3 separate regions of the Mus musculus genome follow, and regions 1 and 2 are each linked to region 3. Evidence: chromatin loops called from intact Hi-C (ENCODE). Cell type or tissue: heart. All regions are shown on one strand.

The links. Hi-C counts contacts between places; a loop is a spot of excess contacts. Peaks named below come from ENCODE experiments on the same cell type or tissue, not always from the same donor. Only the 100,000 strongest peaks of a DNase experiment are listed, where the experiment ranks them.
Region 1: a loop joins it to region 3, with 4 times the contacts of the local background. A loop is called at or near these places in 19 of 42 quality-filtered maps.
Region 2: a loop joins it to region 3, with 5 times the contacts of the local background. A loop is called at or near these places in 11 of 42 quality-filtered maps.

Annotation. Positions count from the first base shown.
Region 1 is chr7:64,152,486-64,160,485 of GRCm38, reverse strand. It overlaps Trpm1 (transient receptor potential cation channel, subfamily M, member 1), which reads right to left and starts at 6,651. Exons shown (of 27, transcript NM_001039104.2): 1 at 6,380-6,651. The coding sequence starts at 6,454. In heart, a CTCF peak has its summit at 4,543 (motif pointing right); DNase peaks (open chromatin) are centred at 1,105, 3,715, 4,115, 4,595 and 4 weaker places; H3K4me3 peaks cover 719 bases; H3K27ac peaks cover 1,331 bases.
Region 2 is chr7:64,073,404-64,081,403 of GRCm38, reverse strand. No RefSeq gene overlaps it. Among named protein-coding and RNA genes, the nearest start is that of Gm20670, 20 kb to the right of the region's middle. In heart, a CTCF peak has its summit at 3,608; no DNase peak of the experiment used is centred here.
Region 3 is chr7:63,935,902-63,943,901 of GRCm38, reverse strand. It overlaps Klf13 (Kruppel-like factor 13), which reads left to right and starts at 4,987. Exons shown (of 2, transcript NM_021366.3): 1 at 4,987-5,935. The coding sequence starts at 5,356. In heart, CTCF peaks have their summits at 4,268, 6,605 and 7,591; DNase peaks (open chromatin) are centred at 4,211, 4,811, 6,131, 7,411 and 2 weaker places; H3K4me3 peaks cover 4,422 bases; H3K27ac peaks cover 4,740 bases.

The sequences.
Region 1 (8,000 bases), 220 kb before region 3:
TCCACCCAGAGAGAGGGAAAGTGGAGAAGGGTCAATTCCGGGCTCCAGGTAGCCTGTCTGTCACATGTGGAAGGCATGGAGTAACACCTGGGGCTGTCCTCTGAACTTTACACACACTACCTGCACTCATATATGGGAAATGTAATATGCATGTGTCAGTCTCACACACTCACACACACACACACACACACACACACACATACACAAGAGAGGGGGTGGTGGTGGTGTCAGTCCAAACTGGCTGAAGTAGGACAGTAATGAAGTTGAAAAATTGAGCTGACTTTAGTTCTGTATTAGCCAAGACCAAGTTGCTCTGCCAACAGATCCCTTGTGCATACATACACTTTCAGACTGATGGGAAGGGGTGTGGCCAACCCTTTCTTAGGCAGGGAGGGGCTCTGCTTCCTTTGGATGGGTGGCCGGGTGGGGGTGGGAAGAGCATCCAGAGCTCCCTGGTGTCCCCAAGGCAGCAGGAGGCACGGGTGGCCTGGGATACCACATGACTGCAAATCTCCCAGCAGCTTCTACAAACAGGAGTTTTTGTCTGTGGCCTTAAATACACAGGGCAGGCTGTTTCTAATGCTGGGTTGTTTGCAGCCTTCAGTGCTCTGGGGGCATTGCCTCCAGCTGTGATGCACAGCTTCCCTCCCCCTCTCCTTGCCCCTCCCCCCACAGCCACCAATCTCACAGCTCAAGTCCAACTGCTTCTAAAGACAGCCTTGGTGCCACCTCAACTGGCTCAAAGGTTAAATCCCAAGGTGGCCTTTCCCTGCATACACCCTTTACTCTTGGGTCAATGATCTATCAAAGGTCAAAGACAACTGCGAATGAAGCCTGCCTTGTGGGCCAGAGAGCCAGCGGGTCCTGGCACAGATTCTCCCTTTATGCATCCCTCACACACACCTCCATTCCCCTCTGCCCCAAGTGTCCTCAAACTCCCTAGCCTGTGCACTGACTGTTCCCTGCCGCCTGCTGCTCTTCCTGTGGGTGTCTGCATGGCTTCCTTTGTCAGCCTCAGTGAACCCCCTACCCTGATGCCCAAAGTCTCTCCCCTGTCCTTCTCCACAGCACTTACTGACTGCATAGCTGATAGCACTAGGAAGCCCACCCCCGCTGGGTGTGGTGCTGTTTTCTGTCTTGACATTCTAGACCCCAGTTCCAGGGATACTGCTGGACACACTACAATGCTGGCAAAGGCTTGTGAGAGAAAGGAGGCGTGCATTTATAAAAGGCCAGCCTTTGTCCAAACACTACAATGGGTTTACAGAAAAAAAATTAACAAAGAACAAGCTACAAACAACTCTCTCACTACAACAAGTTTTTGTGTTTAGTTTTGCTTTTGCTTTTGAGTCGGTGTTGTAAACATTCAGTCTACACTTGTTACAAGAGTAGTTAGTCTAGTGGCTTAACACGGGTGGAAACTGAAGACATCTTCAATGATGTCTTCCTCACTTTATTAATGAGGACGTTAGGCCCAGAGAGGTTCAGTAGCTTTCCTGTAATCACACAGCAGCACCCTCAGCACATCTGCAGACAGGGGTGGTCAGACCCTTGATGTGAACGCGCTATGTGTGGGGTGCTATGGCAACCTAGAGTCATCCGACCTACATACATCTCAGCTCTGCGTGGGAGGGACCTGTGGGGATGTGAGCAGGTGCGAGACCCCACAGAGGCTGGGAAGGCCTGGCAAGACGCTGCCTTGGAATTGCTCCAATCATCTCTGAATCCCAGAGGCAAAGGAGGAGGAAGACAGGGTGGAGCCAGAGGCCTGGGGAAGGCTCCTGCCAGGCTATGACTCTCTCTGGCTCTTGGGGACAGGGTTGCCAGCAGTGTGGGGCACAGTTGCAGAGCCCCAAACTTATGTACCAGTCCATCTATGACTATGCCGGAGGAAGCCAGGTATGTCTGATGGCTTTAAGGTAGGGTAGGAGAAAAAGAGGATTTTCAGAAGTCTCTGCCAGCCCAAAGTATTCTGATCTCTAAAGTGCCACCCCTGCCTCAGCCCCCAAGGAAATGGCAGCACGGCTTAGAGAAGGACGCATGCGTGTTCTTTGCCTCAACACAATGAGCTTGCTGCTTTTTGAAGACTGCTGCATCAGGGCCACAGGGGTTCTCCTGAATCTTTCAGAGCCTCTGAGCAGAGACTCACTCACATACTGCGTCTGAGGTGGACCCTGGGCTTCTTCAACAACCTGCCTCCTCCTCATGTTCTGTTCAGTTTGTTGGTTCTGAAATTTGAACATTTTCTTTGGGGGGGGGGTATTGATCATTTCACAGTGACTTTGGGTGGCGACTTAACATGAAAATCTACTGGGATCCCCCCAGATAACAGCCATGCTCTCTGAAAAGTGTAGCGCACTCCACAGAACCAAGTCTAGCTCCCCAGAGTGGTTCCCGAGTTCACAGCTCCTGATCCCTTGATCTGAGATATGTCTTCGGCTGCAGCTGCTACAGAGGGTGGTGGGATACAGAGGGCAGGCCAGTTTGGCTCGGCCCCTGTGTGCAGCTTCTGGGCTGAGGAGGCAAGAGAGCTGCTGGTAAAAGCCAGCGCTGTAGAATTCTTTCTCTGAGATTAGAGGCAGGCAGGGCACTCCTTGCTGCACCTGGGCTTCTTCGAGAAGGATGAAACCAATTCTCAATTGTGAAAGCACCGCTTTGATTTCAAAATCATAAGAAAGGCTGACAGACAGGTGAGCCGTGTAAAAAAAGGAAGGAGGCTGTTTTAGGGTTTCATTGCTGTGAAGGGACTACATGACCAACGCAAGTCTTACCAATAATGTTTGACTGGGGCCAGCTTACAGTTACGGAGGTTCAGTCCATTATCATCACGGTAGGAGGCATGGCAGCGTTCAGGCAGACATAGTGCTGGAGGAGCCAAAAGATCTTCATCTCGATTTGAAGGCAGCCAGGAAGAGACTCGAATTCCACACTGGGTGGAGCTTAGGACTGAGACCCCAAAGCCCACCTTCACAGTGACACAGCCCCTCCAACAAGGCCACACCTCCTAGCAGTAGTGCCAATCCCTGTGGGCCAAGCAGTCAAACACATGAATCTATGGGGGCCAAATCTGTTCAAACCACCACAGAGGCCAAGAAAAGGAAAAATGATTGCATCTAGCACATGAAGAAAGAAAGATTACAGACAGAGCTAACCACCTCTATCCTAAAAGGACATGTCATTTTTAGAATTTCCTTGTGTGTTTTGGAGATTTTATGAGAAGCTTATTGTTTTGATAACATATGTTCCAGAATTTATCTGTGTTGATATTTTAAGTACTGTATAGTAGTCCATTGTTCAGAGCTGCAGGGATCCCAGCACACCCTTGCCAGTGAGCTCCAGGGCACTCTTATTTGCAGCAACGTGGAATGCTGAGATAAGCATTTTTGTGTATGTCCTTCAGGACCTGTGCTGGAATTTTCTAAGGGGATCTAAGGTACAGTTTACCAGGCTGTGCTACCATTTAATATGTTCAAGACCTCCATTTTCAATTCCAAATTTTATCTGTATCGTTTAGCAAATTAAAATGTAGACAGGGTTTTCATGTTCCACATGGCCACCTGGCAGCTTTTCCTACAGCTGCGGAAGGCTGGGCCTCCTGCATAGAGGTAGCTGCCCTTCAGTCACTGATTCAATTCCCTTGGCTGGATATTGGGATTTTTTGGGGTGGGGGTGGTGTTAAGGCCAAGTGAGGAGCTGCCTAACAGGAAAAGCTGACCAGCCAGGCCAAAGGCCAAAAGTGTCTTTGACAACAGAGGGCCAGGCAGGATCACCCTTGGAAGAGCACCAAGTTCCTAAGGACAAAGGAATCTCAAGTGTTTACAAAAACAAAGGAACATGCATACTTTGGGAACTTGTTTCTCACTATCCCCTTACAGATTAAGTGGCTCACCCCTGTAATCTAAGCCTGAGGGGGAAGGGGGGACTGAGGCAGGGGGATTGCTGTAAGTTCAAGACCAGCCTGGGCTACAGAGTAACACTCCTACACAGTGTAACAGAAACAGATGGAAGAACCATCCTTCCTTCTCCCTTCGGTGATCTCATTCTTGGCCTGAGGAGTGTCATGATCATGCCCGGGGCTACACTGAGCCTTTAACTAGGTCTGGTTCTGGCAAGGAGGGCTTGGAGACTCGGGATTTGGGGGAGAGGTGCCAGGGACCGGATCTGGCAGTGAGGACTTGGAGAATTAGGATTTGGGGGAGGGGGGGTCATAAATTGCCATGGGATGAGTTCACCTTGGAAGGGGAGGGACACCCTCTTAAATTTGAAGTAGAATCAAATGTGTAGTCCTGGAGGATGGGGGGAGGAGGGAGTAAAAGGAAGAGAGAGAGAGAGAAAGAGAGAGAGAGTGAAAGAGAGAGAGAGAGAGAGAGAGTGAAAGAGAGAGAGAGACAGCGGGACAGAGAGGGAAGAGGAGGAGGGGGAACAGAAAGGAGAGAGAAGTGCTAGTTTTCAATGCTGACCACACTCAGTGTGTTCCTCCCATCTGCTGAGTTCCCCACACCCAGACTCTGCTACTTCACTAGGGTAAGCACCCGGCAGAGGGCAACAGAGACATGGAATTCCAGAACAGCACAGCCTGCTTCCTTTCCGGAGCTTATCAGTTAGCAGTGGGAGCGGCTGTGTTCTGGGAAGGAGGGTCATGCGCAGTGGCACAGCTAGAGGCATGTGAATGTCGCGTTCCTGCCAAGTGTGGCGGTAGATTTGTGAATACTAATTTACAGGACACCCGTGGGCGTGCGGGCTCTACAGAAAGACTGCTAACTCTCACACACCTGGGAGAACAGAGCTGTACCTTCTACCACCCACAAGGAGCCCCTGGGGATGGATCTTCTTGAAACTTGTAAAAAGCCTTTAAAAATAAACCATTTCCTATTGACTTTGTGTGTGTTTTCAGGTTCCTAGGACATCAGACGCTAGGAAACAACTGGATGGATAAATGCCTAGCTGTTTCTGTGCTATGAGATCAACCGCCTGGTCAGCTCCTAAGATGACCCAGTGTCCTGCCTGAGGGAATACCTTCCCTGAGGCACTCACCTGGATCGCGCTGCTGTCCTGGCTTCTGTCCCCAACACTGACCAGGGCACTGGCTGGAATGTCAGAAAGAGCTACTGCAGTGGTGCACCCTTCTGTTCACACCCTCTCCTTCCTGCCTCCTTCACCCTCTGTAGGGGCAGTGTCTTGGAAGGAGCCTCTACCTCCTCCTTGGGCTCTACCTGAGGGCAGCTGAGTAAGATGACCTATCAGGCCACCTACTGTGGGAAGAGAGTGTATACTTGTTGAATGAGCATTCACGTCATGAGCATGACCATGTCAAGAACACCAGTGCCTCAGATTCATAGGATGGCAAGGCCTTTCCCTGGTGCAAGGATGGATGTTGAAGAATGGGTGACATTTAGCTAAAAAACAGTAGTGAGTAGTGCAAACTGTACAGAGCTTTTTCATCCCAGATTACTTCATGGTCAAATCCCCTGAGGCCGTTTCTCTATAGAGACCATCTACCAAGATTAGCTGACCAGCCTCCTTGTCCATACTATATATAATAAACACACATTAGCTGGCTAGTCTCCTTGTTCATACCGTATATAATAAACACACACTAGCTGACCTGCCTCCTCATTTACTTTGTATGTAACAAACACACTGAGTAACCAAGCACATAGTGTGTCTCCATCCGAGGGCATAGCCCACAAGATCCTAACTTTACAGTTAACTTGTGTCTGATTTTCTTAATCAGGTCTCCAGTTGTATGGGCCATGGTAACCTGGGTCCAAAGGACCCATTCTTGCAGCCCAGGGTACTGAAGGCCACCTACTCCTAGGCTAGTTTTTTGTTGCCTTAGACAGACCAGGTGCAGAAGACAAGTGACCCTAACACAGTAAGTGGCCTTTAACAGAATGGGACGTCCACTCAGCCTGCTCAGAGGCCACAGAAACCTATACCAAACGCAGGGCTCACTCAGGGCCACCCTCACGTCTTCTAGAAGCAGCAGTATACCTCTAAGTCCCCTCAGTAATTCTATAAATCTGGAACAGAGCAAAGCAAGGACAAGCAAGCCACATAAGAACCCTTTCACAGTGCCCCGTGTGGAGACAAGGGATGTCATGGCTCAGAGCCGTGAGGATACTGGCCACGGCTACCAGTACAACATCCTGAAAGTGAGAGAATGAAGACATCAGACATGGGACATAGAGGCATGAAATGTGGAGTCACCCCCTAAGAAAGGAGTTTGATGCAGTAGAAAGTATATATACATAACACACACACACACATACACCTGGAAGACGAGAGCCCACTGGAGCAGCAATCAAACAGAGTAGAGACCCATGTCCCTTGACCTTGCTATCCATCTGCCCTTGGGCCTCAAACAAAGCTCACTCACCTTCTGGGACCCTGATGTGGAGCTCTTGATTGAACCACGCTTGAAGGAGCTGCTCATCTTCCTCATGGACCCCATGGGTGCTTCTGCATTCCCTGTGAGGTCCAGCCTGCTGCATGGGAGGCCCTGGTCAGCTGAGGTAAGAGAGTCCTCTTTATGAGACTGGACAGCAGGGCTCAGAGTTTGAGATGATATTGATGGCTCAGTCAGCTCAGAAGGAGCTGGACTGCTTCTCACCCTCCGGCTGGACTCCCACCCAGTGCTCAGAGACTACATAGCTTCTGTAACATCTGTAATCAGCCTTAATCCCTACTCCCCCCGCAAGGTTTTTAGGAGGCAGATTTAGCAAATGGCAATTGGAAGTAAAATCTACTTTGAGAAAGTGGTGACTGCAGAGGGTTTGGGGTGGGCACATGATGAGGATTTGGGGATCCAGCAAGGTGAAATGTGAGAACCTTCAGCACTGGTGCCCAAGGCCCCTTGTTGGGCTATGTCTTAATGTTTCTATGGTGCAGATAAAATACCATGATGAAAAGCAGGTTGGGAAAGAAATGGTTTATTTCAACTTACCACTCTCAGGTCATCACTGAGGGAAGTCAGGGCAGGTACTCAAGCCATAGAGGTACAGAAGCCATGGAGGGATGCTGCTTACAGGCTTGGTTGCTCATAGCTTGCTCATCCTGCTTTCTTATACACCCCAGGACCACCTGCCCCCAAGTGTGACTCCACAAACACTACTGTGGGCTGAGCTTGCCCACATCAATCAATAGTCATGAAAACACCCTACAGACTTGCCTACAGGCAACCTGAGGGAGGTAATTTCTCAACTGAGGTTTCTCTTCCCAAATAACACTTGTGTCAAGTTGACAAAATCTGACTGGCAAAGACTGAGGCCAGCTTCCCATGGCATTCATATATCAGTAGGCTGAGTTTTTAGGCCTAGACTGGGTAGATGGAAGCTCCCTCCTAGAAGCCAATGGGGATGCTTTCTCCCATGAACTGGGTAACAAAACAGTATACCTTGTTGTGTGTGCCCCGTGTCCATCTCAGATCCATTCTGTGTTCCACGTGAGGGATCTGTCCATCATATTTCAGGGGTATGGTCTTCCCTCTTAAAAACACAGACTAGGACAGGACACAGGTCTTCTCTGCTGCTGTGTGGAATAGGGGAAGGGTAGTGGTACACAGCAAATCAATCCAGCAGTTCTCCTAGGTCTATTCTAGTGCACCTATGTGTCACCCTCTCAAGATGACTTCCTTGGGTGTTTGTATCAGCTAATGTACAGAGGAGAAAAAACAAGGCTCACAGAACATAGAGAAGGAGCCCCACTGGCATAGAAAAAGAAAATGAGCACACAATACAGACAGACAAGGCTAGAGGTAAGTAAAAGCTAACTTGCCAACCATGTAACCCAAGATCCAACTTTCTCCTCCCTGGGTGTGGCTTCTTGCCCCAAGAGAACTGCTTGGCTGTGGGGGTTCAGAAGGTAGAGCCACAGCCTTTAGAAGTCTGGCTTAGAAGACTAGGAAGAGGATCTTCCCAGCACATACCTACCAAGGAGTGCTGGCTGTGCACTCCCTAACCCATTCCACTCCCTGCCACCATTCAGTCAGTGCAGTTCAA
Region 2 (8,000 bases), 140 kb before region 3:
GAGCACTGTGAAATCACAGTAGAGCCCTGTGACACCACAGTGGAGCACTGTGACAGCAAAGTGGAGCATTTGACATAACCGTAGAGCACTGTGTTAGCACATGGAGCATGGTGACATCACAGTGGAGCACTTTGATACCACAGTAGAGTAAGGTGACACCACAGTGGGGCACTGTGACAGCAAAGTGAAGCACTGTGAAACCACAGTGGAGCCCGTTGACACCACAGTGGAGCACTGTGATAGCAAAAAGGAGCACTGTGATAAGAAATTAGAACAATGTGACACCATAGTGGAGCACAGTGACACCACAGTGGAGCACTCTGACAGCAGTGTAGTACTGTGACAACAATGTGGAGCACTGTTATAGCAAAGTGGAGCACTGTAATAGCAAATTGGAGCAGTCTGACACAACAGTAGAGTAGTGTGATAGCACATGGAGCACTATGACATCACAGAGGAACACTCTGACAGCAAAGTTCAGCACTGTGACACCACTGTGGAGCAGTGTGATAGAAAAGTGGAGCATTATGACACAAGAGTGTAGCATTGTCATAGCACATGGAGCACTGTGATAGCAAAGTGGAGCACGGTGACACCACAGTGGAGCACTGTGAGACCACACTGGAGCATTGTGACACCAAAAAGAGGATGGTGACACCTCAGCAGAGCACTCTGACACTACAGTAGAGTACTGTGACAAGAAAGTGGAACACTGTGACACCAAGGTGGAGCAGTGTGGCACCACAGTGTAGCACTGTGACACCATAGTGTAGCACTGTAACACCACATTAGAGCACTGTGATAGCAAAGTGGAACACTGTGACACCACAGTGGAGGTCTGTAACACCATAGTGGAGCATTGTGAAAGGAAAGTAGAGCAGTGTGACATCACAGTAGAGCACTGTGACAGCAAAGTGGAACACTGTGACACCACAGTGGAGCATGGTGACACCACAGTAGAGCACTGTGACACCACAGTGGAGCACTGTTACAGCACAGTGGAGCACGGTGACAAAACAGTAGAGCATAGTGACACCACAGTGGAGCACTGTGATAGCCAAGTGGAACACTGTGACACCACAGTGGAGCACTGTGACAGGAAAGTAGAGTACTGTGATAGCAAAGTGGAGCAAACTGAAACCACAATAAAGCACTGTGACAGCACAGTGGAGAATTGTGACAGCAAAGTTCAGCACTTTCACAGCACATTGGAGCAGGGTGACACCACAGTGTTGCACAATAACAGCACAGTGGAGCACAGAGACACCACAGTGGAGCACTGTGACACCACAGTGGAGCTTTGGACACAACAGTGGAGCACTGTGACTGCACATGTAGCACTCCGACAGGAAATTGGAGCACAGTAACACCACAGTGGAGTATGGTGACACCATAGTGGAGCACGGTGACACCAAGTGGAGCCCGGTGACACCACAGTAGAGCACTGTGACACCACAGTGGAGCTTTGGACACAACAGTGGAGCACTGTGACTGCACATGTAGCACTTCGACAGGAAATTGGAGCACAGTAACACCACAGTGGAGTATGGTGACACCATAGTGGAGCACGGTGACACCAAGTGGAGCCCGGTGACACCACAGTGGAGTTGGGTCACACCACAGGGGAGCACTGTGACACCACAGTGGAGCACTGTTACTGCAAATTGGAACACTGTGAGACCACAGTGGAGGACTGTGACACCACAGTGGAGCATTGTGACACCAGAGTGGAGCACCGTGAAAGGTAAGTAGAGCACTGTGATAGCAAATTGGAGCATTGGGACACTACCGTGGAGCACTGTGATAGCAAAGTGAAGCACTGTAAAACCACAGTAGAACACTTTGACACCACAGTGGAGCACTGTGACAGCAAAGTGGAGAACTTTGACAGCAGAGTGGAGCAGGGTGACACCACAGTGTTGCAAGGGTCACCACAGTGTAGGACTGTGACACCACAGTGGAGCACACTGACACCACAGTGGAGCATTGTGATACCACAGTGGACCACGGTGACACCACAGTAGAGAATTATGACACCATAGTGCAGTGTTGTGACAGCACAGTTGAGCATGGTGACAAATCAATAGAGCACTGTGATAGCAAAGTGAACAACTGTGACACTACAGTGGAGCACTGTGACTGCAAAATGGAACACTATGACGGCACAGTGGAGCACTGCGATAGCAAAGTGGAGCACTGGAGCTCTGTGACAACACAGAGAACTGTGATAGCAATGTGGAGCACTGTGACAACACATTGGATCACTGTGACTGCAAATTGGAACACATTGACACCACAGTTGAGCACTGTGAAACCACAGTGGAGCACTGTGAAAAAATAGTGGAACACTGTGACACCACAGTGGAGCACTGTGACAGCACAGTGGAGTACTGTGACACCACAGTGGAGCACTGTGACAGCACACTGGAGCACTGTGACACTACAGAGGAACACTGTGACACCACAGTGGAGAACAATGACACCGAAGTGCAGCACTCTGAAAGCACAGTGGAGCAGTGAGACAGCACAGTGGAGCACAGTATCATCACAGTGCAACACTGTGACCCCTCACTGGAGCACTGTGACTCAACAGTGGAGCACTGTGACAGCACAGAGGGGCACTATGACAGCACATTGGAGCACTGTGACACTACAGAGGAATACTGTGACACCATAGTGGAGCACTGTGACAGCACAGTGAAGCACTGTGACAACAAAGTGGAACACTGTGACAGGAAAGTAGAGTACTGTGATAGCAAAGTGGCGCAATCTGAAACCACAATAAGCACTGTGACACCACAGTGGAGAATTGTGACAGCAAAGTTCAGCACTTTCACAGCACATTGGAGCAGGGTGAGACCACAGTGTTGCACAGTGACACCACAGTGGAGCACTATGATACCACAGTGGAGCACCGAGACCAGAGTAGAGCACTGTGACACCACAGTGGAGCACTCTGACACCACAGTGGAGCTTTTGACACAACAGTGGAGTACTGTGATTGCACATGGAGCACTGTGACAGGAAATTGGAGCACCGTAACACCACAGTGGAGCACGGGGACACCACAGTGGAGCCGGTTCACACCACAGTGGAGCACTGTGACACCACAGAGGAGCCGGTTGACACCACAGTGGAGCACTGTGACAGCACTGTGGAACCCGTTGACACCACAGTGGAGTACTGTGACACCAATGTGGAATACTGTGACAGCAAAGTTGAGCACTGTGACACCACGTTGGAGCCCGTTGACACCACAGTGGAGTGCTCTTATAGCAAAATGGAGCACTGTGATAGCAAAGTGGAGTACTGTGACAAAACAGTAGAACCCTTTGTTAGTACATGGAGCAATATGATAGCAAGGTGGAGCACTGTGAAATCACAGTCTAACACTCTGTCAGCAAAGTTCAGCACTGTGACACCACTGTGGAGCAGTGTGATAACAAAGTGAAGCATTGTGACACAACAGTGGAGCATTGTCATAACACATGGAGCACTGTGATAGCAGAGAGGAGCATGGTGACACCACAGTAGAGCACTGTGAGATCGAAGTGGAGCACTCTGACACCACAGTACAGCTCTTTGACACCATAGTTGATCACTGTGACACCACAGGGGAGCACTGTGACACCACAGTCGAATACTGTGGTAGGAAAGTAGAGCACAGTGACACCACAGTTGAGCAGTATGACAGGAAAGCGGAAAACTGTGACACCACTTTGGAGTACTGTGACATCGCAATGGAACACTGTGAGACCACAGTGTAGCAATGTGAAAGGAAAGAAGAGTAATGTGATAGCAAAGTGGAGCATTGGGACACTACTGTGTAGCACTGTGATAGCAAAGTGGAGCACTGTGGAAGCAAAGTGGAACACTGTGACACCACAGTTTAGCACTGTGATACCACAGTGCAGAATTGTGACACCATATTGGAGCACTGTGATAGCAAAATGGAGTACTGTGACACCACATTGATGCACTATGATAGGAAAGTAGAGCATTGTGACACAACAGTAGAGCACTGTGACAGCAAAGTGGAACACTGACACCACAGTGGAGGTCTGTGACACCACAGTGGAGCACTGTGAAAGGAAAGTAGAGCATTGTGACACCACAAAAGAGCATGTGACAGCAAAGTGGAACACTGTCACACCAGAGTGGAGTACTGTGACAGGAAAGTAGAGTACTGTGATAGCAAAGTGGAGCAATATGAAACCACAATAAAGCACTGTGACACCACAGTGGAGAATTGTGACAGCAAAGTTCAGCACTTTCACAACACATTGGAGCAGGGTGACACCACAGCGTTGCACAGTGACGCCACAGTGGAGCACAGAGACACCACAGTGGAGCACTGTGATACCACACTGGAGCACCGAGAAACCACAGTAGAGCACTGTGACACCACAGTGGAGCTTTTGAAACAACAGGGGAGCACTGTGATTGCACATGGAGCACTGTGACAGGAAATTGGAGCACCGTAACACCACAGGGGAGCACTGTGACACCACAGTGGAGTACTGTGACACCAATGTGGTGCACTGTTATAGCAAAATGGTATACTGTGATACCACAGTAGAGCAAGGTCACACCACTAGAGCACTGTGACACCACAGTGGACCACTGTGATAGCAAATTGGAGCACTGTGACACAACAGTGGAGTATTGTGATAGCACATGGAGCACTATGAGACCATAGTGGAGCACTGTGAGACCTTATTGGAGCACTTTGACACCAAAGTGGAGAATGGTGACACCTCAGTGGAGCACTGTCACACCACAGAGGAGTACTGTGACAGCAAAGTCGAACATTGTGACACCTCAGTGGAGCACTGTCACACCACAATGGAATACTTGACAGCAAAAGCAAACACTGTGACACCACAGTAGAGCACTCTTACACCACAGTGGAGCACTATGACAACACAGTGCAGCACATTGACTGCACAGTGGAGAATGGTGACAGCACAGTGGAGCACTGTGACACTACAATAGAGCTCTCTGACACCACAATGGAGGACTGTGATAGCTAAGTGGAGCACTGTGACACCACATTGGCACACTGTGATAGGAAAGTAGAGCATTGTGAAACCACAGTAGAGCACTGTGACAGCAAAGTGGAAAACTGTGACACCAGAGTGGAGTTTTGTGACACCACAGTGGAGCAATGTGATAGGAAAGTAGAGCATTGTGACAGCACAGTAGAGCGCTGTGACAGCAAAGTGGAAAACTGTGACACCACAGTGGAGCACTTTGACAGGACAGAAGAGCACTGTGACAGGACAGTAGAGTACTGTGATAGCAAAGTGGAGCTTTGGGACACAACTGTGGAGCACTGTGATAGCAAAGAGGAGCACTGTGAAACCACTGTAGAGCACTCTGACACCACAGTGGAGCACTGTTACAGCAAAGTGGAGTATTTTGACAGCACAATGGAGCAGGGTGACATCACAGTGTTGCAAGGGGGAACCACAGTGGTGCACTGTGACAGCACAGTGGAGCACAGTGAAAAAAGAGCAGAGCACTGTGATAGCAAAGTGGAGCACTGTGACTGCAAAGTGGAACACTGTGACAGCACAGTGGAGCACTTTGATAGTAAAGTGGACCACTGTGACACTACTGGAGCTCTGTGACACCACAGTGGAGCACTGTGACAGCCAAGTGGAACACTGTCACACCAGAGTGGAGCACTGTGACAGGAAAGTAGAGTACTGTGATAGCAAAGTGGAGCGTTGGGACACTACCATGGAGCACTGTGATAGCAAAGTGGAGCACTCTGAAACCACAATAAAGCACTGTGACACCACAGTGAAGAATTGTGACAGCAAAGTTCAGCACTTTCACAGCACATTGGAGCAGGGTGACACCAGAGTGTTGCACAGTGACACCACAGTGGAGCACAGAGACACCACAGTGGAGCACTGTGATACCACGGTGGAGCACTGAGACACCACAGTAGAGCACTGTCACACCAGAGTGGAGCACTCTGACACCACAGTGGAGCTTTAGACACAACAGTGTAGCACTGTGATTGCACATGGAGCACTGTGACAGGAAATTGGAGCACCGTAACACCACAGTGGAGCACTGTGACACCACAGTGGAGTACTGTGACACCAATGTGGAGCACTGTTATAGCAAAGTGGAGCACTCTGATACCAAAGTGGAGCAGTGTGACACAACAGTAAAGCACTGTGATACCACATGGAGCACTGTGATATGACAGTAGAGCAAGGTCACACCACACTGGAGCACTGTGACACCACAGTGGAACATTGTGACACCACAGTGAACAACTGTGATAGCAATGGGGAGCACTGTGACACAACAGTGGAGCATTGTGATAGCACATGGAGCACTGTGAGACCATAGTGGAGCACTTAGACACCAAAGTGGAGAACGGTGATACCTCCGTGGAGCACTGTGACACCACAGTGGAGTACTGTGACAGCAAAGTTGAACACTGTGTCACCTTAGTGGGGCACGGTGGCAGCACAGTGGAGCACTGTGATTGCAAAGTGGAGCACTGTGACAGTACAGTGGAGCACTGTGAATGCAAAGTGGAACACTATGACAGCACAGTGGAGCACTGCCATAGCAAAGTGGAGCACTGTGACACTACGGTGGAGCTCTGTGACACCACAGTGGAGCACTGTGATAGCAAAATGGAGCACTCTGACACCACATTGGAGCACTGTGATAGGAAAGTAGAGCATTGTGACACAACAGTAGAGCACTGTGACAGCAAATTGGAACACTGACACCACAGTGGAGGTCTGTGACACCACAGTGGAGCACTGTGAAAGGAAAGTAGAGCATTGTGGCACCACAGTAGAGCACTGTGACAGCAAAGTTGAACACTGTGACACCACAGTGGAAGTCTGTGACACCACAGTGGAGCACTGTGACAGGAAAGTAGAGTACTGTCATCACAAAGTGGAGCATTGGGACACTACCGTGGAGCACCGTGATAGCAAAGTGGAGCACTGTGAAACCACTGTAAAGCACTTTGACACCACAGTGGAGCACTGTTACAGCCCAGTGGAGAACTTTTGACAGCACAGTGGAGCAGGATGACATCACAGTGTTGCAAGGGGGAACCACAGTGGAGCACTGTGACACCACAGTGGAGCACACTGACACCGAGTGGAGCACTGTGATACCACAGTGGAGCACGGTGACACCACAGTAGAGCACTATTACACTACAGTGGAGCACTGTGACAGCACAGTGGAGCACGATGACAAAAGAGTAGAGCACTGTGATGGCAAAGTGGACCACTGTGACACTACAGTGGAGCTCTGTGACACCACAGTGGAGCACTGTGATAGCAAAGTTGAGTACTGTGACTGCAAAGTGGAACACTGTGACACCATAGTTGAGCACTGTGACACCACAGTGGAGCACTTTGATACCACAGTGGAGCACTGTGACACCATAGTGGAGCCTGTGACACAACAGTGGAGCACTGTGATAGCACATGGAGCACTGTGATATGAAATTGGAGCACGGTGACACAACAGTAGAGCACTGTGATAGCACATGGAGCACACTGATCGCAAGGTAGAGCACTGTGACATCACAGTGGAACACTTTGATCCCATAGTGGAATACTGTGACACCACAGTGGAGAACTTTGACACCACAGTGGAGCATGGTGACACCATCATGGAGCCCGTTGGCACAATAATGGAGTACTGTGACACCACAGTGGAGCACTGTGATAACAAAGTGGAGCATTGTGACACAACAGTAGAGCACTGTGATAGCAAGGTAGAGCACTGTGACATCACAGTGGAACACTTTGACCTCATAGTGGAATACTGTGACACCACAGTGGAGCACTGTGACACCAAAGTGAAGCACTGTGACACCACAATGAAGCACAGTGACACCACAATGGAGCACAGTGACACCACAGTGGAGCACTGTGACAATAAAGTGGAGGACTGTGACAGCACAGTGGAGCACTGTGATAGCACATGGAGCACTGTGACACC
Region 3 (8,000 bases):
AAACTCACAGAAATCTGCCTGCCTCTACTTCCTGAGTGCTGGGATTAAAGGTATGGGACACCACTCCCCGAACAAAAGACTGTTTTGGGGGGTTGAGGGTGGGTGGGTTTCAAGACAGGGTTTCTCTGTGTAACTCTGGTTGTCCTAGAACTCACTCTGTAGACCAGGCTGGCCTTGAACTCAGAAATCTGCCTGCCTCTCCTCCGTGCCCCCCCCCCCCCCAAGTGCTGGGATTAAAGGCATGCACCACCACTGCCAGGCTAGGAAGGGAACTTTTTGAAACCTCTTGCATCTAAAAATGCAGTCAGGCTGTGTAGCAAAGTTTCTGTCAGTTATAGACAACACACATCACCATGATTCCTAAAGGGAATCCCTAATAGATTCCCATCACCTCCAATACGCCAAGTATGGCAATGTTCACAGGGAAATGAATTACTTACGTAGGGTATTGGCACAAACCAGCTTACTGTTCTGCTGGACATCCAAAAGCAGATGAAGGTGCATCCGATAGCTGTTACTCTTACAGTTTGGTGTAGTTCCTACCAGGACAGCCAGGGTTATACAGAGAAACCCTGTCTCAAAAAACCAACCCCCCCCCCCAAAAAAAAAAAATCATCGTAAAATAGCGTGTTAGGTTTTTAAAAACAGGGAATGGTTACTCTGGCTCACAGTTTTAGAGATTTCAATCCTGGACCAACGGCAGCAGCGATCAAGGATGAACGTAAAAGAATGTCTAGGATCTCTATCTCCTCAAGGGCTTCACCATAACTCAATATCAATAGTATGCACAGGGTACAGTTATCCAAACTATGATGAAGAGTATTAATTCAAGCTTTCTGTGTCTCTTCACTGTAAAAACACACCATACCCCTTGGGGTTGCCAACACACAACTCTCAGTCTTGCATGGGCACACTCTGCAGTGCTCACAGCAACTTACCTGCCCAAGGAGACATTTCCTACAATGTATCCCTCCCTATTGATGGATGGTTATGTTTGGATCACTGTCTAGCTCCATGACAGCTATGGTAGTTTTCCTCTAGCATTCCCAAATCTGTTTCTTTGCTCCCAGCAGCTAGTCCAGCTGTGAGAAGCCCATTATTCTGACTCCAGTTCATAAGTGAACTACAATTAACACCAGGTCACCTTCCCTGATACTCAGAAATTTCAAGAGTGGTAAGATACAGTGTGGGGATTTTCTCTCAGGCCCTTACTCTCCATGGCTGTCCCAACACATGTTCTCTGATTGTCAAGACTTCCCTTGGACTAATTAATTCATCAGTGATTTTTTTTTCTAGCCATCATGTCAAGGTTGCTATTAACTGACCAAAGCACTTTCTGGTTGATTCATTTTTTAAAAAAAGATTTATTTATTCATTATATGTAAGTACACTGTAGCTGTCTTCAGTCACTCCACTCGAGAAGAGAGAGTCAGATCTCCTTATGGATGGTTGTGAGCCATCATGTGGTTGCTGGGATTTGAACTCAGTCCCTTTGGAAGAGCAGTCAGTGCTATTAACCGCTAAGCCATCTCTCCAGCCCCCTGGTTGATTCTCTAATTTTCTTCTCTCTTTCCATTTTATGCTTTTGTGGATTCTTTCTGGTTAATGTTCTCTCTCAGTCTTTCCACTGAAGTCTTTGTCATTTATATGCTTGCTACTTTGCTTTAATGCTTCAAGAACTCTTTCTTTTACTCCTAAATATTTCTTCACACATACATTCCCTTTGCAGACTGTGGTATCCTTTTACATTTCCCTGTTGATATTATTGGCTGTATTGTTGATGTTTACTTCTCTCTATATGGCTTGTTTCCTACAACTTAACAAAAATAAAACCAAACAAAAACCAACCCTATTGTGCCTTTGTATTTCCTGATGCAGGGTTTCCTGACATGTCAGCTCAGCTGCCCACTCTTATTTGCCTGGGAAGGACTGAGATGGATCAGAAGTCCTGTGTCAAGTGGCACCTTTCACTGTGGCCTTCTGTGTAGTGTGCTAATTGGATCCTTGAGCAGCTATGGATGTCAGACTGTTTTGATCATTCTCTGTGGCCTGGTTAGCTCAGCCCAAAAGCCTCTTTTAGGCTCCTGGCTCCCTGTGCCATGGAATCCCCGAAAGGGGTGTGTAGGTATCAGTAGGCACATGCGCACTACTGCCTCTGACGCTGGGGACTCATCTGTCTCCTTTAGATAGAGACAGTCTCTCCTCAGGAAGAGGAAGGGGAAGGAAGCTGTGAGGCTACATGGAGCTGGCAGCCGATCTAAACATCTCTCAACAGACTCTAGTACAATCATTTATCATCATTCTTAGTTCAAGTCCCTTTCCCTTCCACATCCAGTGTCACCATTTGTGAACCTTGTGGGGAAACTTTCCTTCCTAGTTCAGGCTTTCATTTTCTTAGGTCTATGGGTACATTTCAGCTTTACTGGCTGCAGCTGCTTCTTCTGCTCTTGTCCATGTTCGTGTCTTACAGTTGAGGTTTCTAGCTTATATCTGAGGTTGTTTCAGAGGTTCCAAATGGAACAACTACCACCGTCACACAAAAAACTTCACCCGTCATTAGTCCTCTTATGGTTCATTTGCTCCCACTTGGTTCACTCTGATCTGTTTTGTTTCAGTTTCTCCTTTTCTTTCCAGCTAAAAGGAAACATCCCTATCTCATTTACCCATACTATTGTTATCAAGATCCTACTAGCACAGAAACATGGACCTAGAGCTATGAGATATTTACTGGAGAGTAGAGCTGTACCCCTAGGATATTTCTATCTGGGTTTGGGACAAGAAAGGCCTCAATTTTGAGACCCCAATCATTTTGTACTTGGTGAGTGAACTGGTAAGAAACCACTCAAGGTAATGCCTCTTGTATATAATATCCAAAGGAGAAAACCCTTTGGGAGACCATCAGGAAGAAAGCTTGGATGGGGTATGTCAGAAGGGTTGATTGATGCAGTTCTATCCTAGAAACCTATAATGTAGGAGTCCAGTGAATATGTATGTCCCAGGAAGGTCCACCGTGGAGGACACCACCAAAAAGTGTTTTTGTTTGTTTGTGTTTTTGTTTTGTTTTTTTGGTTTTTCGAGACAGGGTTTCTCTGTGTAGCTCTGGCTGTCCTGGAACTCCCTTTGTAGACCAGGCTGGCCTTGAACTCAGAAATCCACCTGCCTCTGCCTCCCAAGTGCTGGGATTAAAGGCGTGCGCCACCACGCCCAACCAAAAAGTATTTTATGTACTGCAGAATGCCCCTGGCTGCAGAGGGACAGAAAGACATGCATGGACTGAAAGGCAGTGTAGGGGCCAGCTCTTTCCCAATGAGATGACTGTCTGTGGCATGTGGTGGGAACAGAGGAGCAATCTGAGTCATCACTTGGTCAGGACACAGTCTCTTAAATGCCATCAACATAATCTGCCTGGAACAAAGATGACTACTTTCTGCCAAGTGGAGACCCTCCTACAAAGCCCTGATCCAGCTTCTCCACAAAACAGCAGCCCAATGGTGTGGAAATTCAGGGTGTGTGCTCACACTCGGGGTGTTCAAACGTTAACCTAAAGTTTCACAACTGAAAATTCCAAATTGTTCAGTTTCCTCAATTATCAGAAATCAAAGTCTTTTCTATTTTAGGCTCCCATTTAACTTGGGGAAGAACTTGAAATCAGAGCCATGGTTCTTAATTTTCACCAGTAGTGAGGTGACTGACCCTTCTTTAGCTCACTGGGGTCGACCAACCGGCAGTCGGGTCTCCCTGACTTGGTGGCTGACTTATTTTAAGGTATCATCCACAATGAAAAGGAGAGGCTGCTGATCCTACCCTCACAGGTCAGAGGCCAGTTGCGGCCAAAGTCTTTTGAGTGTGTTAAGATTGGTTCAAAGGCAGTTGGAAGCTACGGGTCTCTCTGATGATGGCCTAGTGTTCAGAGAGGAAAGAACATGAATGTGTGTCTAGACTTTAGAGCAAGGTGGCCTAGTTGGAAGGCCCCGGCAGGACGCAGCGGAGCATTTCCTTCAGAGGCCCAGACAGTGGATGGGTGGGGCGCCCTGGGCGGGGTCCTCGCAGCTGGTGGTGTTTGAAGCCTCCAGGACCGCGGTGGGAGAGGGGCGGCCTGGAGAAGTTGGCAGCAGGCCTGGGGCAGGAAGGGGGAGGAAGGGGCCCCGTGTTCCCTGAACAGCCGCGACCGCAGCCCCAGCACGTAGCTCACTCCCTCAGCATTGGCAGTGGTGGGTCCTGCATCAGCCAGGTTAACATAGGCTCAAGGGCAGTTCGGCCGCGCGGGGGCGGGGCGGCCCCAGTGGTGACAAGGCTCGGGCCAAGGTTGCGTAGAGAACCGGAGCTCAATAGGAGCGGGGTGAGGAGGTGGCTGGAGATGGGCAATGCAAACCCGGCCACCAGAGAACTCCGCTGCGGTGGGGTGAGGCTCGGTAATGTCCCGCCCATAGGCGAGGTCGGCCGCTTAGGTCCCATAGGGACCGATACGCCACCTTGCCCGCACTCCCGGCGGGCGGAGCGACCACAGGGTGTCTTGCTCAGTGTTGCCATCCTCGTGCCACCCACTGCTGCCTGCTCACAAAAGCTCTGGCATGGAAAGGGCCGGCGGGGTTCCCGCTGCGGGAGGCACGCGCCCCAGCCCTGCGCCGCTACACAGCGGCCCGCCACCCTCGGACGTCATGCGTCTGCGCGCCGCGCGCCCGGCTCCGATTTCCGCCCCTCCTCTTGCAGGCCCAGGGGCACGCCCACTGGCGCGCGCAGGTCCCGCGGCCAGTAGAACCCTCTCGAGGACCGGATTGGCTGCATAAAGTACTCAAGAGCCAATGGAGTTCGCGTCTACCACTGGCCACGCCCCTCCTGAGGCGCTCCAGGCTCCCCGCCCCCTTCGTGCGCGCTGCTCCCTGCGGCCGCTGCCGCCTGTAACCTGCGCCGCCAGGATGTGGCTGGGGGCTGACGTCGGGTCCAGATGTGGCCCCGGCCCCGCCCACCCCCGGGGCCGGTCCGCCCACACCGAGCCGCGGCGCGCACGGAGGCTGTCCCGCCTGCCACAATGCACGGTGGAACTGCGACCACAACTTGCAGGGGTCGTGCCTAACGTCGCCTCCGCTCGACGTCCCTAAGACAGGCCGACTCTGACGCCGCACGCGGACCCTCCTTACTGGAGCCCCCCATGCGCTCACCCTCCAGTGCCCGGCCAGGCGGACGCGGAGCCGCGCGGGTGACGGCAGAAGCGGCTACGCGCCCAGCCTAGCCCAGCCCAGCCCAGCCGGAGAAGAGGGCGCGCCGCGCCCCCGCCCCCCGCCGCTCCCGGAGGCCGTGGGTGCGGATGCGCCGCTGACGACTCCTGCGAGAGCACCGCGCGCCCTAGCCCGCAGCATGGCAGCCGCCGCCTATGTGGACCACTTTGCCGCCGAGTGCCTCGTGTCCATGTCCAGCCGCGCAGTCGTGCACGAGCCGCGGGAAGGACCTGAACCCCGGCCCGAGGGCGCGGCCGCCGCCGCCCCCACACTGCCCCGCGTTGACGAGCGCCGCGACGGCAAGGACAGCGCCTCGCTTTTCGTGGTGGCTCGGATCCTAGCGGACCTCAACCAGCAGGCGCCGGCGCCCGCCCCCGCGGAACGCAGAGAAGGGGCCGCTGCGCGCAAGGCGAGGACCCCCTGCCGCCTGCCGCCTGCGCCCCCTGCGCCGCCACCCGGCCCAGAGCCCGCCTCCCCGGGACAAGCAGGCGCGCCGGCCGCGCCCCCCAGCCCCGCGTGGAGCGAGCCGGAGGCGGCATTGGAGCAGGAGCCCGGCCCCGCGGGGAGCGGCGAGCCTGGCCTCAGACAAAGGGGTCGGCGAGGCCGGAGCCGCGCGGACCTCGAGTCCCCGCAGAGGAAGCACAAGTGCCACTACGCGGGCTGCGAGAAAGTTTACGGGAAATCTTCGCACCTCAAGGCGCACCTGAGAACTCACACAGGTCAGTGGGGCGGCGGGGACGCCGCGAACGCGCGGACTAGGGACTGCTTGGGACCGGCCACGCCCCCAGAGCTTCGGGCCCAGCGCTAGAGGGGGCCGGGGCCGAGGGCGGGGAGCCATGAGCTGAGGGCGATCGCAGCCGCGCCCCTGTCCTGGCGCTCTGGCCTCGCGTGACGCTGGCCGTGGCGCTTGGAGCCGGCGCCCTCTCGGCGACCGCGCCCCCATCGGGCACGCCCCCTCCCAGGCTCTTGGGGCGGGGCCGCGGGGGTAGATGTCGTCATCCGGGCTGCGGGCGGCGCGGGCAGGTGCGCTAGAGGTGGTTGGGGGGGGGGGCAGGCGGCGCTCCCTTTTGGGGCGTAGGTGCTCGGGGAGCTGGAGTCTCGCCACCCCTCTTCCCAGGCCTCCGGGCGGGCTCTGGCGAGGGAGGGGCCGGCTGGGGCGGGCGAAGTTCACGCGGGGACAGGGCTCCCTTCAGCCACTCGGCACATTCTTCGTTCTCTTCTTCCTGTAATTTTTCCAGGGCTCTAAGGTTTAATTTGTCGCAACCCGACCCAGCGGCGGCGCTGGCCGACGCGGGGGGCGGTCCCAGTCCTCGCTCCCTACCCCACGGCTCTTTGTGGGAGCCCCAGCCCATCCGGCCGGCGGGGGCGCGCCCGGCCGCAGGGGGCTGCGCTTGCTCTAGGAAGGCGCGCTCCGTTCACTGACCTTTCTGATCCAACTCTCACTTGCTCTTGGGCTGTGTGCAGGCAGGTGGCACCTGTACCAGGGCGGCCGGCCTGAGCCTGAAACCTGGGATGGCGTGAGGTCACTCGCCTCTCTGGTTTCCGGGGACCGCTTCGCAGCTCGACTCTTGGTAGTTGATGTCGAAGTCCGACTTCCCCCCTCCATTTTTGGTGTTAACACAAACATTTAGGGTTGGTTGGGGTTTTTTTGTTGTTGTTTTTTCCTTTTTTGAGCTCACAGAAACTCTTTCGTAACAGTTAACTCTCAAGTTCACTGCAAAAAATACTTAATTCCGTTACTTTGTTACCGGGGTCTGTTCTTTTCGTTGTTGTTGTTGCTAACAGTTAAGTGACCGACCGAGAAGCTCTAGACATGCAAGTCGTGGAGACTAGAGCTCAAGGCCCGTGTGTTCATAATGGAACGAGCCGGAGCTCTAGGCCAGGGAGGTGTCAGAACTTTCTCTATAGAGGCCGGGGGTTGGGGGGGGGGTCCTCAGCCCTTATCTGTGGTCCCTCAAACCACGTGGCAGGTGATGGGATTGAGTGAAGACTGTCATCTCCCGGCATTCGGAGTCGAAATTAATGGTCTGTGAGCCCAGAAGGTGGGTGGGGTTTGTGTAGGGTTCCCAGTTCTGCTCGGGAAAGCCGCTGCTGGGGTGGGTGTGGCCATGGGGGAGGAGCAGAGAGCTTGGTTCAGAACTTGATGGACCAAGAGTGCTGAGTTGGGGCGGGGGTGTTCGGCGAACTATCGAATTGAGAAATCTTGGTGCAGAATATTTCACCGTGGTTTCCCACTTGCAGCACCCGGTAGCCGATCTGGTGAAATGCAGAGGGCTTGCCTGAGGGGAGGGGCTGGATGTCGTGGGCGGGTTGGGTCCAAGATGTTTTTCCTTTTTGGCTCGCTCCTCCTTTCAGTCTCAGTTGGCGTTTAGAAAACGTTTGGGGGCGCTGGGGACCGCATCTTCCGTAATGGAAAGGGAGCCATTCTCTTCGGAGCGCCAGGAAACTCAGAGCAGGTAGAAAGAATAGAGTCGGCCTTCTTTTTAGTGCCAATAGTGTGCTATTCGGTTTGTTTTAAGAGTAGGTAATCGGAGCCGCTCTCCATATGTGCCGAGGGAGGGAGGCTGCACCTCTGGGGTTGTAAGGTTCCAGGCCCTCTTGAGAGCGGGGTTAGGGAGGCCTGTAGATGTCTAGGCTGCATCTTATTTGGTACCCAGGTGAGTCTGATGATGAGAGTTGCCCATTTCAGATGCCTGCTCCTGGGTGGAGTCTGGTTCTGCCTCTAATCCGGGAAGCCCTGGGAAGCCATTGCTAGACCTTGAAGCGCTTAAGTAACTCATGTTC